2 separate regions of the Homo sapiens genome follow, and region 2 is linked to region 1. A link is a contact called in ENCODE Hi-C or POLR2A ChIA-PET data. All regions are on one chromosome and are shown on one strand. The core of a region is the stretch at or near the end of the contact, and the rest is flanking DNA. Distances in the headings are between cores, read along the strand shown. Region 1 overlaps PUS7 (pseudouridine synthase 7). Region 2 holds the start of EFCAB10 (EF-hand calcium binding domain 10).

Region 1 (5,995 bases), core at 3,049-5,548:
GAGGAGATACCACCATAAATTCTTTATAAAAAGATGAGGAAATTCAAAATAAATATATGGGCTGGGCGTGGTGGCTGATGCCTGTAATCCCAACACTGTGGGATGCTGAGGTGGGTGGATCACCTGAGGTCAGGAGTTCAAGACCAGCCTGGCCAACATGGCGAAACTCCATCTCTACTTAAAATATAAAAATTAGCCAGGTGCACTGGTGTATGCCTGTAATCCCAGCTACTTGGGAGGCTGAGGCAGGAGAATCACTTGAACCAGGGAGGTGGAAGTTGCAGTAAGCCAAGATCCCACCATTGCACTCTAGCCTGGGTGACACAGCAAGACTAAAAAAAAAAAAAAAAAATCCGAGAAACCAAAATAAATACATGTATTTAAGTAGAGGTAGCAAACATAGCGTACTTTATTTTTAATTGCAGTATGACTGACATACACTGTACACATTTAAAATGTACAAGTTTTGACATGTGTATAAGCCCATGAAACCATTACCATATTAAAGACAATGCATCCATCACCCCCAGAAGTTTCCTTGCCCCTATGTTATTTCTCTCTCCCACCATTCCTTGCCTCTGGAGGTATACTAATAAGACAGCCTAAATGTGTCTGACACAGTACAGCTATTAAATTCATCCTTTCTCTTTTACCTTCACTGTGACTAACTGGGTTCAGACCCTTATTCTCCCTCCCCAGAATACGTCAATAGCCCTGGTCTCTAGTTTTGCATGTCTTGCTCCACCGGCGATCCATAATCCAGCCTCTATACACCAATCCCCATTTAGATTAAGGTTGAGGCAAAGACCCTCAACCTGACCTAACAGGCCCTTCAGGATCTACATCCTGCCTAACTCCTAGATCCTTATTTCTCGCTATGCTCCTCAAAAACTAAAGTACATGCCAGGTACCAAATATGCTTTCCAACGTCTTTTCTTAACCTGCTTTTTTGGTTTGGAAAAAACAATCCTAAATCCTACCCAGCCCCAGGAAATCTCTACTCATCCTTCTAGAATCTAGACCAGTGGTTCCCAATCGGGGGCAATTCTGGCCTCAGGGAATATCTGACAATGCCTAGAGACATTCTTTGCTATCATAACTGGGCAAGGAGTTGCTACTGCTACATAGTGGGTAGAGACTAGGGATGCTGCAAAACATCCTGCAACGCACAGGACAGTCCCTACAACAAAGAATTATCCAGCCCCGAAGGGCAACAGTGGAGAGGTTGAGAAGCCTTGAACTAAATTAAAACTCAGCATCCCATTTTCTATGAAAGCTTTCCTGTGTTCCCTCCACATCAACTCCCATGCTTGTTGACAGGCATACATTAACATCCAAAGTATATCTCTATTTCAGTATTTATCTCACTGCAGGAGAAGTTCTGATTTACATGTCCGTCTATTCCACTAATTATAATTGCTTCAAAAACACAGACTATTGCTTTTATCTGTAGCTCTCGGGTGTACAACAAAACAGCATGTTCACTATGTTGTAATTTTAAATAACATATTTAACAATGAATGAACAAAAGAGAGAAAGAAGCATTATTCTCTTGGCTTTACCAAAAAAATCTTTAAAAATTACACAAATAATACACGTTTCATAGATAAGAAGAAGAAAAAAACAGAATGAAAAGTAATTTTTAAATAGGCAGAAGCACCATCTAAAGCTGAGAGAGAAACCCCCAAAGTAAATTTGAGAATTCTGAAAAGCAGTGCCAGGATATTTACAGTATAAATCCTGTTACGTGCTCTCTACTTACTTGAGAACAGCAATTTCTTGAACTGTTATAGCCCTTTTATCTTTGGTTCCCATGTAGGAGAATATATTTGGCTTGACTCTGGTAAGAGAGAAACAAGATCATCTGAAGTCACATACTGTAATATTATAAGGAAATCCTAATTCTCATAATTTAAGTTTTAATATAAACATACTTACAATCATAACACAGTAAGAGAAGAATGAGGAGAAACTTTATTTTAACATGAATCCAGGGAGGCTGGGCGCAGTGGCTCATGGTCTGTAATCCCAGCACTTGGGAGGCCAAGACAGGTGGATCACCTGAGGTCAGGAGTTCAAGACCAGCCTAACCAATATGGTGAAACCCCATCTGTACTAAAAATACAAAAATTAGCTGGGCGTGGTAGTGTGTGACTGTAGTCCCAGCTACTTGGAAGGCTGAGACAGGGGAATTGCTTGAACTCAGGAGGCTGAGGTTGCAGTGAGCTGAGACCACTCTGCTGCACTCCAGCCTGGGCCACAGAGACTCCGTCTCAAAAAAAAAAAAAAAAAAATCTACTAAAACAACATAAATTCATATGCAAGCTAGAAAAGTAAATGATAGCCAGGTGTGGTGGCATGCACCTACAGTCCCAGTTACTGGGGAGGCCTGAGGCAGGAGGACTGTCTGCGCTCAGGAGTTGGAGGCTACAGTGCGCTATGATGGTGCCTGTGAACAGCCACTGCACACTACACTCCTGCCTGGGTGACGTAGTAAGACCTGCTCTCTTTAAAAAAAAACAAAAAAGGTAAATGATGGCCAAATAATTCTTCGCTTTTTTTTTTGAGACGGAGTCTCTCTCTGTCACCCAGGCTGGAGTGCAGCGGCACAATCTTGGCTCACTGCAACCTCTGCCTCCTGGGTTCAAGCAATTCTCCTGCTTCAGCCTCCCAAGTAGCTGGGATTACAGGCATGCACCACCACATCTGGCTGATTTTTTGTATTTTTTTTTTTTTTTTTTTTTTTGAGACAGAGTCTCGCTCTGTCGCCCAGGCTGGAGTGCAGTGGCGGGATCTCGGCTCACTGCAAGCTCCGCCTCCCGGGTTCACGCCATTCTCCTGCCTCAGCCTCCCAAGTAGCTGGGACTACAGGCGCCCGCCACTACGCCCGGCTAATTTTTTGTATTTTTAGTAGAGACGGGGTTTCACCGTTTTTTAGCCGGGATGGTCTCGATCTCCTGACCTCGTGATCCGCCCGCCTCGGCCTCCCAAAGTGCTGGGATTACAGGCGTGAGCCACCGCGCCCGGCCGATTTTTTGTATTTTTAATAGAGATGGGGTTTCGCCATGTTGGCCAGGCTGGTCTTGAATGCTCGACCTCAGGTGATCCACCCGCCTCGGCCTCCCAAAGTGCTAGGATTACAGGGGTGAGCCACTGCGCCCAGTCAATAATTCCTTTCTTAGCAGTGTAAACATTTGTGGCTATTAGTAAATAACTGATGTTGTTCAAAGACTTGGCTAGCCAGCAACAAAAAAGGCAACAATGCACTTCCTATCCATCATCTACAATTCATTACATTACATAAGACAGTGAAAGCAAAGAAAAATGCATTCTAGAGATATAATGTACCACTATGAAAATTTATCTTCAGTTTTTAAAAAGTTATTGTGTGAATTTTCCATGCTGCTATTGCTTTGTATTAAAAAATGAAAAAAGCCAAATGAAATGCTAAAACTGGGATCTGAATAGTTTTGATATGAAGATAATAAGTAACCTAGTTAACTAAGAAGTATTTTATAAACTTAACCGTTCCATATGAGAAGGAAAAAGCCAGGAAGGATTTCTTAAATCCTGAGCAATCCTCAACTCCCGATCTTGGAGGAACTCCCTCCCCACCCACCTATTCCTGTCAAGAATCGTCTGTTCTCTCTGGCTCAGGTACAGGCATAGTAGCACAGACTCTCTCCCAGGGAGTTAATAAATAGAGCAAAATAAATGTTACTTAATTGGGTACTGTGTATTATGGGCTGAACTGTGTCTCCCCCAAAATTAGTATGTTGAAGCTCTGACCCCCCAGGACCTCAGAATGTGACTGTATTTGGAGATAGGGCCTTCAAAGAGGTGATTCAGTTAAAATGAGGCCATTTAGGGTGGGCACTAATCCAATCTGACTGGTATCCTCCTAAGAAGAGGAAATGGGGACACACACAGATACCAGGGGTGTGCGTGCACAGGGAAAATGCCACATGAAGACACAGTGAGAAGGCAGCCATCTGCGAGCCAAGGAGAGAGGCTTCCGGAAAAAAAACAAACTTGCCGACACCTTGAGCTTGGGACTGTTAGCCTCTAGAAGCATATGAAAAGTAATTTCTGTTAAGCCACCTGATCTGTGGTATTTTGTTATGGAAGTCCTAGCAAATTAATACACTGTTTCCATATTTAAAATGAGTTAAATATATATTGGAAACCAAATTTCCACAGCATACAGACTTGCTGTGGTGTGTAGCCACTTCCATTTTTAAGAAAAGCTTTGGCACCTTGCCGATCCCCAGAGATCCAGTCTCTGCTATATTTACATTCCTGTTAGAAAATCAGACCGGTCTCAGGTTTAGTCAGTCTCCAGGAATTGAGAGCTCCCAGTCTGGCAAAACCAACCTCTGCAACCACGTCAAAGGATAAGTATAGGCTTTCAAAAGAGAAAGTTAATTTTTATTTTCAACCAGATTGTTAACTCTCAGCTGCATGCGAATCATTTACTTATGGAATTTTCATCTTGAATTATTGGCACTACGTATGTGGGGGTCAAAAAAATTAATTCATCCATTGCCTAAGAAAACTATCCTCACGGCCTGGCACAGTGGCTCACGCCTGGAAGAAACAATGCACTTCCTATCCATGATCAGTGATTTTTTTTTTTTTTTTTTTTTTTTTTGAGATGGAGTCTTGCTCTGTTGCCAGGCTGGAGTGCAGTGGCACAATCTCGGCTTACCGCAACCTCTGCTTCCCAGGTTCAAGCAATTCTCCTGCCTCAGCCTCCTGAGCAGCTAACACTACAGGCACATGCCACCATGCCCAGCTAATTTTTGTATTTTTAGTAGAGATTGGGTTTCACCATGTTGGCCAAGATGGTCTCGATCTCTTGACCTCGTGATCTGCCTTCCTCGGCCTCCCAAAGTGCTGGAATTACAGGTGTGAGCCACTGCGCCAGGCCGATCGGCAATTCTTAATCCCAGTACTTTGGGAGGCTGAAGTGTGAGGACTGCTTGAGCACAGGAGTTCGAGACCAGCCTGGGCAATATAGTGAGACTCTGTCTCTAAAACCTAATAAAATTAGCCTGGCATTGTGGCATACGCCTGTAATCCCAGCTACTCAGGAGGCTAAGGTAGGAGGAATGCCTGAGCCCAGGAAGTCAAGGCTGCAGTGAGCCTGATCATACCATCATTCACTCCAGCCTGAGTGACAGAGTGAGACTGTCTAAAAAAAAAAAAAAAAAAAGAAAGAAAGAAAGAAAGAAAACTATCATTGGGAGGAGCATTTACTATCTGTAATCTGTGCTCCTCCTGCTCCTTTTTCCATTAGCATGGAAAAAGGAATATACGTTTCTGTTGCTTTGATTTTGTATAGGCATAACAACAGTAACTCACCTTAAGTATTTGGAGAGTACATTAATAGCATCCATGGTGTCTTTGTTTTCCTTATATAGTACGAAGTGGCAGTAACTTCCCCTAGATTTTGGCCAAGAATGTTTTCTTGGATCTTGAAAGCAAAAGAATTAACATTATATATACCATAATAAAAGTTATAGATGTAAGAGCTCATTTTTCGCTATAGAACCTTTGAGTGGAAAATCAGTTCTAGTCTGATAAAGAAATACAGGTTAAGTGGTTATAGCTGTGTGGACTAGAGGTATTACATTTCCTGTAATTGGACACTTAACATTATCTATCCATATTAAAAATAAAAAGCTAAAATGTGGCTGGGCACGGTGGCTCACACCTGTAATCTCAGGACTTTGGGAGGCCAAGGCGGGCAAGATGGCTTGAGCTCAGGAGTTCAAGACTGGCCTGGGCAACATGGCAAGACCCGTCTCCACTAAAAATAGCCAGGCATGGTGGTACACGCCTGTGGTCCCAACTACTCAGATGGCTGAGGTGGGAGGATCACATGAACATGTAGGGTGGAGGTTGTAGTGAACCGAGATCATGCTACTGCACTCCAGCATGGGTGACAGAGCAAGACCCTGTCTCAAAAAATAAATAAAAGAAAAACATTTTT
Region 2 (5,955 bases), core at 2,320-4,819, 87 kb after region 1:
CTGGATAATTTTGTATTTTTAGTAGAGATAGTTTTTCACCACGTTGGCCAGGCTGGTCTCGAACTCCTGACCTCAAGTGATCTACCCACCTTGGCCTCCCAAAGTGCTGGGATTATAGGCGTGAGCCACCATCCCAAGCCTGTCTTTTTAAATTTTGTTGTTCATATCATGTTTAAGATACCCGTATTCAGGATAATCAAAGGTTCCAGTTGGCCTGGGACAGTCCTAGTTTACCATGTTGTCCTGGCATAATTATTAATAGTACCTATTTTCACTCAAAATATCCCCGGTTTGGATGATAACTCATACAGTCATCTTACCCATAAAGAACGACTAATGAAGACAGGAAATGTAAGTATAAGTCAGTGAGGAGCATCAAAATAACAATTTGGTAAATTCTCAAGAGAATCTGCAGATTCATAAATTGCATTCTTCTGATAAAAATTATACAACATATCAAGATGTAAAGTAAATTAGAAAATCAAGCCAAGATGTCCAATATCCAATAATAATTCCAGAAAGATATAGGTAAGGAAAATAAGAAAAATACTTCCTAGACCTGAAAGAAAAATATCTCCAAATTTAATAAGACCATAAAGTACCTAGAGCACAAACATTAACAGCAACCACAACAAAACCATTCCAAGGCATATATTTAGGACACCAGGGATAAGATAAAAAGACAATCCTAAAAAGTTTCTGGAAAGAATAAACTTGCCTCATAGCCAGATCAAGTATCTGATGACATATGACATCAGAATTCTTCAGAGCAACATGAGAAATTAGAAGACAATGGGGCAATGCCTTAAAAATTCTGAGGGCAATATGTTCCAAGTTAAAATTGTGTCCACTCTTATTTTATTTTATGAGACAGAGTCTCACTCTGTTGCTCAGGCTGGAGTGCAACAGTGAAATCTCAGCTCACTGTAACCTCTACTTCCCAGGTTCAAGTGATTCTCCTGCCAGAGTCTCCCTAGTAGCTGGGACTAGAGGCACATGCCACCATGCCTGGCTAATTTTTGTATTTTTAGTAGAGATGGGGTTTCACCATGTTGGCCAGGCTGGTCTCTAGCTCTTGACCTCAAGTGATCCACCCGCCTTGGCCTCTCAAAGTGTTGGGAGGTGTGAGCCTCCGTGCACAGCCTCCACTCTATTAAAAAGTTTTGAATGTAGGAACTCACATTTTTATATACGTGTGTTCCCAAAATCTTTACCCCTCAAAGCACGCTCTCTCAGGAAGCCACTAAAGGATATGCTCCACCAGAAGAAAGCGGTAAAGCAAGAATGAGGGATTACTGGCTGTGCCATAAAACAGGCTCTGAACACTAGAAAGGCGAGGAGTCGTCTTAGGATCAGAGTGAGGGGAAGCCGTGAATAACCACTGTGTAGCTATCAGTCCAGACTGGAGCAGGAAGACACACAGCTGGGGGTACGGGGTTTGGGTGGTGGTGGTGGGGGTAATTACCCAATGAATGCAAATGTAATGAGAGGACAGCTGTACTGTGGCAAAAGAGGGTATGGATGAATTAGTGATGATCACACAAATTTAAGCCAAAAATGTAAATATATTATTAACCAGGGAAAACAACAAGGGAAATATAATCAGCATACTATAAGGATTATAGATACTTGCCTAACAATATTAAAAATTCTGAATACTGAGGATATCAAAATTGTGATCTAAATTTATCTGGAAGATGGGTGTGAGTGGGAACAGGTGTATGAGGTGTGTGTTTAAGAAAGGCGCATTTTCATCTTCCACAGCATAAAGCTAGTATCTAACCTAGAGGGAAAAACATTAAGCAGCAGCAATATAGGCCTGTTATTTAGAAATCTCAAGATAAATAGCAAAGAATATTGCTAAAAGAGTTGAAATTATTCTGTGCAGAAGCTGGGGATAGCAACAGGAATGCTGTTATTATAAGCTTTGGAGTACTTTTCAATTTTTAAACCCCATACATCCACTTCAATAAAAATGAAATTTAAAAATAAATGTTGACAAATATTTTATATAACGAATGTAACATAATATATCCCTTGTTATGATGAAGAAAATTAACATTTGTCTTTATTTTTAGTTTTTTTTTTGAGAAGGTGTTTTACTCTGTCACCTGGCTTGAGTAGCAATCTCCGCTCAATGCAACCTCCGCCTCCCAGGTTCACGTGATCCTCCCACATCAGCCTCTTGAGTAGCTGGGATTATAGGCACGCACCACCACGTGCAGCTAAGTTTTTTTATTTTTAATAGAGATGGGGTTTTGCCATGTTGCCCAGGCTGGTCTATGAACTCCTGAAGTCAAGTGATCTGCCCACCACAGCCTCCCAGAGCGTTGGTATTATAGGCGTGAGTCACCGCCCCCAAGGAGCTTCACGAATAGCTGGGATTACAGGCATGCGCTACCACACCCGGCTAATTTTTTGTATTTGTAGCAGACACGAGGTTTCACCATGTTGGCCAGGCTGGTCTCAAACTCCTGAACTCAAGTGATCCACCCGCTTCGGCCTCCCAAAGTACTGGGATTACAGGCCTGAGCCACTGCTCCTGGCCTATTTTTTATTTTTATTTTTATTTTTGAGATAGGATCTCGCTTTGTCGCCCAGGCTGCAGTGGCGCCATCTCGTGCCCGGCCTTTTTTTTTCTTTCTAATATTTGTTTTAATACTTTAAAACAACTAGCAAGAACTCTGTCTCCTATACATGATATTGGTTGGGTGTTTTTTGGCAAAATTGGAATGTTTGGTATTTCCACTTCCTTACACAGAAGCAAATGGACAATTTTGGCATTTCGGACGCTCCATATGGAGGTCGGCAAATTACAATTCTGCACCCTGGGGAGGACATAAAACCATTTTCACCTAAATATAACTTTTAAATGACACACCACTCCCAAATTACAAAACGATTCAAATTTTGTAGGGGGTTCAGATGTGTAAAAAAAGTCAGGAAAAGCGATCCCCTCTAGAACATCTTCTATCCTACCCTATCAATTGTTTAGTTGCCAGATTAAAAACTTTGGCCGTGCGCGGTGGCTCACGCCTACAATCCCAGCACTTTGAGGCGCCGAGGCGTGCAGATCACCTGAGGTCAGGAGTTCGAGACCAGCCTGACCAACATGACGAAACCCTGTCGCTACTAAAAATACAAAAATTAGCCATGCATGGTGGCGGGCGCCTGTAATCTCAGCCACTCAGGAGGCTGAGGCAGGAGAATCGCCCCTGAGAATCGCCACCAGGAGGTGGAGGTTGTAGTGAAATGAGATCACGCCATTGTACTGCAGCCTGAGGGACTTTTATTGAAGGCCGCAGAGTTAATCAACAGCAGAAGGGCTCACGTGGCTGGGAGGCAGTGGAAAGCGAATGTGTAAGAGGGGGGTTTCGTGTGGGAAGCGAACCCCACATGGAGGTATGGCTGTACCGGGGCATGGGGGCCCTTACCCGGCCGAAAGAAAAGGAGGGCGCTGGTGAGGTAGCTAACCACCTCCTTGATCTGATGCTTTTCCAAATACTCCGCGGCTTGGAGCTCCCTGCTGCTGGTCTCCATCGCTCCGCGTCCCGCTGTTGCTAGGCGACTGCCTGGCGTCTCAGCCGTGCGACTCTGTCTCCCTCTACCCGGCGCGGTCACGTGACACGCCTGACTGCCCTGTGGCTGCGACCCGGACCTGGAATTTCTAGAGCTCACGGTTCAGGGCAAGCCTGGGGCATGTAGCAGGGCAGAGAGGGCAGGTGAGGTGTGGACCAACGTCACTGTCCGCGATCCAGGCTTAGGGCTGGGCCCAGGTGCCTTTTTCCATCTCTCTCTAGCACCTAGCTCGGTACTTGTTGATCCAATGATTAACAAGGCTTGAAGTGCTGGCATCACAACTCAGCATGAACTAATAACAGAAGGAACTTGTGCAATTTTGAGGGTGCCCAGTGGAGAGTTCTTTTTATTATTATTATTTAAGACCTTTATTAACAGGTGCTTGCAGTTTGTTGACTTTTTTGAAAAAATCAAGTTGTAAACTTTTATTACAAATTAAAAATAAAGTGCTTAAAAATCTCATCTTGACCAGATATGAAACAATTTAAAAACCTTTAAAGGCGTATTGAGAAAAACAAGGCTTTTTAAAAAAAACACGTTTGTTATTACCAAAAAGAGACATATTTAGGTAAAAATAATAAAAACCCCATGCTGCATAGATAATGCAGATAGTTCTATTTATCTGGTCAACGGGCAAAAAGCAAGCACTTAAGGTCTTCAGCTCCAATCTTTTGTTCATTTCTTATTGCTGGAATTTCATATTTCTTCTTGTTGGATGACTAAACCGGATGATGGTAGAGATGGTAAGCCGGCATTTACTCAGCCCCGCCCTGCTCAGCCTCGGGAGCAGACGAATTCTCAGCTGGTGGATTGGCTGATTTTGTCTCTTTGCCATCTTGTGATTTAGGGTTTTCTGGGCATCTGCGTTGGTAATTGAAGTTGCTGCGGTACCGACGTTGAGGTGGCTGCTGACCCTGGGTCTCATCTCCTTGATTTTATCTTCTTCATTGCCGTACTCTCTAGGCTGTCTTTGGCAAGGAGGGCCCCTGCGGAATCGTGGTCTATATCCCCGATACATATTCTGCCTCACTGGTCTACCTTGTTCTCCTGCACCCTGGTTGTCAGCACCCTCCATCACTTCTCCCTGCACAGGAGGGCTGGAATACTGTGGTCGACACCCATAGGGTCTCCGCATGTAGTAAGGTGGGAACCTTTGCCTGCGGTAGGGCCGGCATTGTTGGGCCTGGCCTTCGGGAGCATTCTCCGATCCCTCGGTCTTTTCCCCACTCTCACTGTTCTGGTAATTTTGCTGGTAATTGCGTGGAGGACCCCTATGACGTGGATAGCGTCTATAATGGTTACGATCTGCTGCATATTTACCGCCTTGAACTCGAACACCACCAGGATCTGTAACATTTGCTGCCTCCGCACCCTCTTCTCCTTCAACAACATCAAACTCCACAGTCTCTTCATCTCCTACACTGCGAAGGTACTTCCTGGGGTTATTCTTTATGGCAGTCTGGTGTACAAATACATCTTCCTTGGTGTCATTCCTGTTGATGAAACCATATCCGTTCCTTACATTGAACCATTTTACTGTTCCCAAAACCTTCACTGCGATGACCTTCTTGTCCACGCTGGCAGGCGCCGCCGATGTGAGGCCGCCCGGACCACCGCTCCCTGCGCAGCTGCCCGTAGTGCCGGGCTTGGTGTCGGCGGCGCTGAGGGCGGGGGCGGCGGGGGGACGGGAGGGGGGCGGTGGGGGGAAAGGCGGGGGCGGCGGGTGGCTGCTGGGTCTCGGCCTTGCTGCTCATTGGTTGCGGTGATGGAGACTGGGGCCGGCTGCGGCAGCTGCGGCTCCTCCCGTGGTATGACGGTAACTAGGCCGGCAGCGGCGGGGCTGCTCAGGGTTCTCTGGGGTCCGCTCTCCGGGGTCCGCTCTCCGCTCCCGCTACCGATCGAACTCCCCAGTGGAGAGTTCTAAGTGGCATCTCTGGTGTGAGCGGCCTGCAGGCATGGCGCTGGCCACCAGTCAGGAAGGTCTTGGCCTGTTGGCTCGACTGGGTTGTGGGCCACAGAGCAGCCTGGATCCTGAGCTTCAACCCCTGTTTGCTGGAGCTGGTTTTATGAGATGGAGACCACCTGACATATTTATTTATTTATTTAGAGACGGATTTTCGCTCTTGTCGCCCAGGCTGGAGTACAATGGCGTGACCTTGGCTCACTGCAACCTCCACCTCCCAGGTTCAAGAGATTCTCCTGCCTCAGCCTCCCAAGTAGCTGGGATTACAGGCAGGCACCACTACACCCTAATTTTTTTTGTATTTTTTAGTAGAGATGGGGTTTCACCATCTTGGCCAGGCTGGTCTGGAACTCCTGTCTGTTGCAGGAAGTCAGGCACCCCAAACGGAGGGACCGGCTGAAGCCATGGCAGAA

Evidence for each region. A loop is a pair of places that touch in the nucleus more often than their neighbours do. ChIA-PET counts read pairs that join two places held with the same protein, here RNA polymerase II (POLR2A). Pooled maps may share reads with other maps.
Region 2: a loop to region 1 is called in a map of PC-3, with 2.5 times the contacts of the local background. The contact joins the promoter of EFCAB10 here to the enhancer-like site in region 1. A Hi-C loop is called at or near these places in 2 of 168 maps with a recorded cell type or tissue (B cell and PC-3), 4 of 37 single-sample maps with no recorded cell type and 11 of 50 pooled maps. POLR2A ChIA-PET finds 5 or more read pairs at or near these places in 1 of 52 experiments (activated T-cell).

The regions. Positions count from the first base shown.
Region 1 is chr7:105,489,778-105,495,772 of GRCh38, forward strand. PUS7 (pseudouridine synthase 7) reads right to left here. Exons shown (of 16, transcript NM_019042.5): 6 at 5,365-5,476; 7 at 1,763-1,840. Among named protein-coding and RNA genes, the nearest start is that of PUS7, 29 kb to the right of the region's middle. Within about 2 kb of position 4,299, at least 2 of the 41 ENCODE cell types and tissues checked have a DNase peak (open chromatin) inside an H3K27ac peak, as active enhancers do.
Region 2 is chr7:105,577,924-105,583,878 of GRCh38, forward strand. It overlaps EFCAB10 (EF-hand calcium binding domain 10), which reads right to left and starts at 3,570. Exons shown (of 5, transcript NM_001355526.2): 1 at 3,435-3,570. The coding sequence starts at 3,540. It also overlaps the pseudogene YBX1P2. RefSeq lists enhancers at 2,962-3,474, 3,475-3,985.